Linked DNA regions of Homo sapiens: region 2 is linked to region 1. Evidence: chromatin contacts called from ENCODE Hi-C or POLR2A ChIA-PET data. All regions are on one chromosome and are shown on one strand. Each heading gives the region's core, a stretch centred on a gene start or an enhancer-like site at or near the end of the contact. The rest is flanking DNA. Distances are from core to core; before and after follow the strand shown.

What was found. A loop is a pair of places that touch in the nucleus more often than their neighbours do. ChIA-PET counts read pairs that join two places held with the same protein, here RNA polymerase II (POLR2A). Pooled maps may share reads with other maps.
Region 2: a loop to region 1 is called in a map of A673, with 7 times the contacts of the local background. The contact joins the enhancer-like site here to the promoter of ADGRG7 in region 1. A Hi-C loop is called at or near these places in 2 of 168 maps with a recorded cell type or tissue (A673 and dorsolateral prefrontal cortex) and 2 of 50 pooled maps. POLR2A ChIA-PET finds 5 or more read pairs at or near these places in 2 of 52 experiments (PC-9 and activated CD4-positive, alpha-beta T cell).

What each region holds. Positions count from the first base shown.
Region 1 is chr3:100,607,919-100,611,130 of GRCh38, forward strand. ADGRG7 (adhesion G protein-coupled receptor G7) reads left to right here and starts at 1,683. Exons shown (of 16, transcript NM_032787.3): 1 at 1,683-2,053. The coding sequence starts at 1,939.
Region 2 is chr3:100,560,012-100,563,223 of GRCh38, forward strand. All of the region lies in intron 4 of TMEM45A (transmembrane protein 45A), which reads left to right. Among named protein-coding and RNA genes, the nearest start is that of ADGRG7, 48 kb to the right of the region's middle. RefSeq lists an enhancer at 1,615-2,479. Within about 2 kb of position 1,505, at least 2 of the 41 ENCODE cell types and tissues checked have a DNase peak (open chromatin) inside an H3K27ac peak, as active enhancers do; they include A673, where a contact is called at or near this core.

The DNA.
Region 1 (3,212 bases), core at 433-2,932:
AATTGGAAACCCCCATAGTGTTTGGGGGTTAACTAAAGGTCAGTTTAAGTGTAAAGCCTTTTTTGGTAAAGCCTTGCTGAATACTTCCTGAAGGAATTAATGGGCTGGTATGTAGGTAGTAACGGGCTAGTACATAGGTTTCCAATTTATGATGGTTTTTTTCACTTCTGATTTTTCAACTTCACCATGGTGCAAAAGCAATATGCATTCAGTAGAAACCATGTTTGGGGTACCCATACAACCATTCTGTTTTTCACTTTCACTACAGTATTCAATATATCACATGGGATATTCGCCACTTTATTATAAAATAGGCTTTGTGATAGATGATTTTGCCCAATTTTATGCTATTGTATGTGTTTTGGGCACATTTAAGGTAGGCTAGCCTAAGCAAGGATGTTCAGCAGGTTAGGTGTATATTTAATGCGTTTTGACTTAAGATATTTTTTAACTTAAGGTGGATTTATTGGGATGTAATCTTATTGTAAGTCAAGGAGCACCTGCACTCCATAATAATTAAATATGATGATCTTTTATTTTAGCAGTTATGACTTGCCTTATAGGTGGCTATATCTAGGTATCTCACCCCTGAGAAATTATGAGTTCTTTGAGGACCCTGTTCATGTCTTGTACCAATTCAAACACATTAAAGGCATTTAATATGGATTTGATGAAGCAAGGGAGTGTCCAGAGAAGACCAGAGCATCTGTTCTCTCTACCAAAACAAAACTGTGATTGAGGAGGTGAATGTTCATGTATCTGTTCTTCCCTGTAAGGGTAGAGGGTAGGGAAGGAGAACATGGGAGCCTGGGCAGGAGAGGGTCAGAGCTGCATCTATAGAGAGACACCAGTTTGTAGTTACTCTGATGATGTATTAGTTTCCCAGGGCTGCTCTAATAAAGTACCACAAACTGGGTGGCTTAAACAACATAAATTTGTTGTCTTACAGTTTGGGTGGCTAGAAGTCAAGTCAAGGTGTCAGCAGAGCCAGTTCCTTCTGAGGACTCTCTCTTGTAGATGGCCGTCTTCTCTCTCTGTCTCTTCAGATCATCTTTCTGTATTCATGTCTGTGTTCAGATTTCTTCTTCTTATGAGGACACCAGCCATATTGATTAGTGACCACCCTAACAAACTCGTTTTAACTCGATCACCTCTGCAGTAACCACATCTCCATGTGAGGCCTCATTCTGAGGTACCGAAGGTTAGGACTCCAACATATGAATGTTGGAGGGGACACAATTCAGCCCATAGCAGGTGGGTTATCATGCTGGGCTTTAGTGCTTGTCAAGACCCAGCCTGTGCCAGTATGCACACTCACCAACTGCATCTGTCAAAATGTAGGCTCCTTAAAGAAATGCAAGCGCTAAAAACCATGTGTGGTGATTGCCATTTATCCTCTTATTGACAACCTAGTTCATTTCCCCGAGAGAGTGTTTTGTGTGGTCTGAAGCACCTGCCAGTCTATCTCTGCTGTACCCTCCCAAGACAAAAATACAGGAAGCCGAGCCATAGGTGACTACTGGCAACCACTGCCTTTGTGATTTCCTCTTTGGTTTCTTCTATTTTGTTCCCTTCCTTCACTCTGTGGCTTGTCTGGGCATTCACTCTTTGACCCTTGTGGCTAGTCCCTCCCCTTCTTCTTTATTGCCCTGAGTTATCTCCCTATTCCCATAACTCTAATCACTTTTTTCATGTTCTCCTTGAGTGAAGGATGAGGAAATTGAAAGCAGAGTATGCACCTTTTATTAGGAGATTCAAACTGCATCCTACTGGATTAGCCTCAAAAGTCCTAAAATACAAAGACATCCATCTGACAGATCACTGAGGGGAGGACTTGTTTTTCTGTTTTAGAATAGTTTCCGATTAAACTTTTTAGCTCAAGAAGAAAAGAAGCTAGTTATTTCTCACCCAGGAGTGGATTTGTGGTTTGGCTTCACCATGGCTTCCTGCCGTGCCTGGAACCTTAGGGTGCTGGTGGCTGTCGTGTGTGGACTACTGACTGGCATCATTTTGGGACTGGGCATCTGGAGGATTGTGATCAGGATCCAAAGAGGTAATGTTGTCCTGCTATGTTTAACTCAGAGTAAGAGAAGGTATGGGACCTCTGTCCCTGCCACCTGGTGCACAAGTACTGGGAGGTACCTTGTCCAGTCTGAGGCATTCCACCAAGGTGCCATTTATGGGATATAAAAGACCAAGTCAGTTAAGCCTAGCAGATGGTTGAATAGAAATGAATAGGTGTGGGTGTGAGTGGGCAGGGGGAAGAGTGACATAATTGAATTGGCCTCTTTATGCTCTTTTAACTCCAGACTGAATTGGTAGAAGAGTAATAATTAAAACGATTAGTAACACACATTTAGGTCTGTTTGGCTAAATTCAGGAAAGGGTAAATCGTTATGAACAAGGACACACACATGCATCAAACACATACACACACATGCATAACACACATACAATCAAACATACACAGAATGGAATTTCATTTTAAGAGAGAAGTTAAAGAAACTCATCACTAAGGTTTAAGTGAAATGATCTCATGGTTTGCATACAAATTTCCCACTTTCCAGATGTAGGAAACTAATCAAAAATTTAAAAACCATTTTTAAATGACTTTCCTGATTATTCAACGAACATTTGTTAGTCCCCCGCTGTGTGCCAGAGCTGGCCTGGAAAAGGAGGACGTGGGAGGGGAAGTAGTGAGTAAAACAATGATGTTAAAGAAAAGCCCGCTGGAACTCAGAACGCGAAATTTCAATGATCCTAATGCTGGATCCCTTGGGCTGTAGAGCTTCTCCGTAAAGGAATTCAATGTTGGATGGGCTACATACTCCCTTTCGTGAAAATCAGAGAAAGCTTCTAATGAAACAATAAATAAGGGTAAATAATGCCGATCGGGAAAGGCAGCAGGAGAGGCAGTATGCCCTCTGAGCAGGTAACTGGGGAGGACAGAAGGTTGGGGAGCTAGCAGGAGCATGGAGCATGGCTGCAAAGATCCAGTGTTGAAGACCAACAGAGGGATCTGACATACTGGCTGCTGATGGAGTGGTAGCTGGGGATGGATTTGTCCTCCCCCTACCCCACCGCCCTAACCAGTATTTAGAGAATACTGTATCGATAGTATTTAGAGAACTAGAATGAGAAAATTTACCAGAACAAAAATAGTAAAATTTAAACTTGGAGCAAATGTGTTTTTGTTTGTTTAAGGTTGTAAA
Region 2 (3,212 bases), core at 255-2,754, 48 kb before region 1:
TGGCTCCAGTGGAACTAAAAGAAAGTAAAAGGACTCCTTTCAAGGTGGAGGATGAAACCAGGCTTTTGGGACTCTTTGATTGTGTTTTTTTATATATTCTATATTCCTAATGGTTTTTCATCTGATTGATCTCTCACTTTCTAATAGAAGTCTGTTGAAGTTTTATATTACAGGTCTGGATTTGTCCATTTCTTCTTATGTTCATTTTTTGCTTTGTTGTAAGGCTGTTTTCTGCTTCTCTCTCTCTCTCTTTTTTTTTTTTTGAGTTAGATGCTGATCTCATTTATTTTCAGTCTTTCTTGTTTTAAAATAAATGCATTTAAACAAATACATTTGTCTGCACACTGCTAGAGCTGCCTTCTGTAAGATTTGATGTGTTAGTTTGTAGTTTTTTTGATGTGTTGATGTAGTTTTCACTGTTGGGTAATTTTGAATGTTATTTCCATGTGCTTCTCTCTTTAATTTATGAGTTATTTAGGAGTACACTTTTAAGTTTCCAAAAATATTCTTTTTTTCTTATTATTTATTTCTAATGTAATTGTTTTACGGTCAGGGAATGTATTCTCTTTGTAATGTGTTGAGACTTCCTTTGGAATACGGCCCAGTGTCAGTGGTTGTAAATGATCCATGTAGTCAAAGGAAAGTATATCCTCTGTTTGGTTTAGGAGTCCTCATATATTTACTAGATCAAGTTTGTTAAAAAGCGAAATATTCAAATAAAGAAAGGCAGGACAAGAGGGGAAACCCCAAGAGAGCGGAATTATAAACATAAGAGCAGAATTAATGAAATTAATTAGTGTTCAGTTAATAATGACTAATTAATGTCTAGGATCTGAAGGAGGAAGCTGTGGGTTATACCTCAACTGGGAATAGGTTGGCTTAGTGTTGCCCCTTTTGGCAGATAAATGTTTTCATATTTCCCCCAAAAGCTTTTCTAAGGAAGAGATTAATGTCTTTGGGCATAAATCCGTGATTATTTAGAAAATTTTTCATCTACCAATATGTCTAGACTAGACTGTTTCCTTCTTCCTGGTGGTCAGCCTAAATAATGTCCGCAGCTTTAAAGAAAAATGAACATTTAATACCAGCGCAAACACACACACTGGCAGGAAATGAAGGTTTAGCCATAGTGACATTCCCACTACTGCACCCCTCTGAAACAAAACTGTCTAGAAACTTAGGTGAATATATTATGCTTCCAGTCGGTAAGTGTGGCATATGAATGTTTACAGCAAAACGCTGTCTTAAGCTAACAATATTATGTCGTGACTTGCTTTTCACCATATTACCATATTTTTTTCTCACTACTTCTCCATAAATGGTTAATATGTTAATACTTGTGCATGAACTGTGTATAGAGGGATTAGATAAAACATCCACCTAGACTCTTGGAACCGTAAGTATGGAGATGTGAATTGAAGGAAACCAATACTCAGATTGGCCACTTTTTTATCACACACATATAAATGATTGGGTAATACGTAAATGGAGAGGGAATTTCCCTTCCAACTTATTAGCAATGCTTTCTTTCCTGAACCACATCACAGTCAAAAATGCTTTCTCAATAACCTAGCCACATCATGCAATTTAAAAAAGAAAAAAAAATCCTGCAAGCCCCTTTATACTATGAATCATGTTTTCCCTGTGTCTCTGTGTGGGAGAATATTTCAAAAGCTCCCTTTGCAACTTCTCATTCCCAAGCTCCCTCCAGTCATCCTCACCGCCCAGGTGCAGGGACAATCAGGGAATGAGGAAGGTGCTCCTGCTGTCTTTGCTTCTTGTTTTTTAGGACAGTTGCTTCCACTGCATCTCCCAGCTCCACTAGTCCCCCCAGAGATTCCTCCCATCACTGCACAGATCCTGAGCCCAAACGAAAGCTCAGCCTTTGTTTTGCCTTTATGAAGGACGAAAGTTCATTTTTAAATGACAAAAAGGCCCAACTAAGCAGTAATGGTTTGAGGTCTGATGCGGCAGCAGATCAAACATTTGCTTAGGCTTTTAGTGTTGAAATAAATGATTGGATAATCAGATAACAACAGGAAATTCAGACTTCGTTATAGGAAATTGGCCCCAGGCTTATTGCCTATTAGAGAAGATAATTATTTAAATTTGAAATGTGATACTAATGAAGCTTAAACTAGTCGAAACCAGATGTTCAGGAATGGCATACAAGTTACAGCAAGAAAAACTTTTTTTTTTTGCAGATTGAGGTTTTTTTTTGGAATTTTATATAAGGAAATAAATTAAGACGACAAATAAAAGTGTGGTTTCTGTATTTAAAGGAGGATTTAATGAGTTGTGGCAGTTTCTAGCCTTAGTTTGGGCTTTCAGCTTTCCTAATTTATTCGTGTTTGGCCTAGAATGACTATGGAATGTTTCTATGGCTTTCACTGTAGTCACATCAGTTAACTCTGTTCAGTGGCCTCAGTCAAATCTTTAGCTTTCAGCATTAGGCTCTGGGGCTGCTAAAGAGATTGGCGACGGGAGGGGCTCCAAGTTTCTCTTCTCCTGATGTAAACAGCAAAAAGTTTGGTAGAATTAATGATGCCTAATGGAGGTGACTTGAGATTTTATTTTGGAGGCTTCAAAAAGCAATTATGAATGTGGCATGCAGTGACAAGTCCCTGGGCCTGCAGTTTAGACCAACCTGAATCTGTATGCTAGCTTTACCACACTAACTATATGAATCACCATAGATAATATGTTCTGTGCCATTAGGCTTACTACCCCAACTGTAAAATAGAAATATTAATAATATCTCATGGGGTTATTGGGAAAAATATATGCTATAACTTGACAATGCATGCTGTCCTGGGGAGAGGGCTGCTAATTTCAGAGGAAGGGGAGCAGAGGAAGCTTCCAGAAGAAGGTGAAAGATGGAAGAGAGTCACCAATGTGTCTAGGCTTAAGGTTTAGGGCAAGTGATACCCTTTTGCTTATTTTGAACTCAACTGTTGTATTAGTTTCCTAGGGCTGTAGTAACAGATCCCTACAAATTGGGTGACTTACAAGAGAAATTTATTCTTTTACTCTTCTGGAGACCAGAAATCTGAAATCAAGGTGTTGGCAGGGTTGGTTTTTTCTTGGGGTCCAGAGGGAGAATCTGTCCCATGCTGATCTCCTAGCCAACTGCCAGCCATCCTTGGCATTCCTTGGCTTGTGGCAGCAAGACTTCATTCTCTGCCTTTATTATCACAAGATATTCTTCCTGT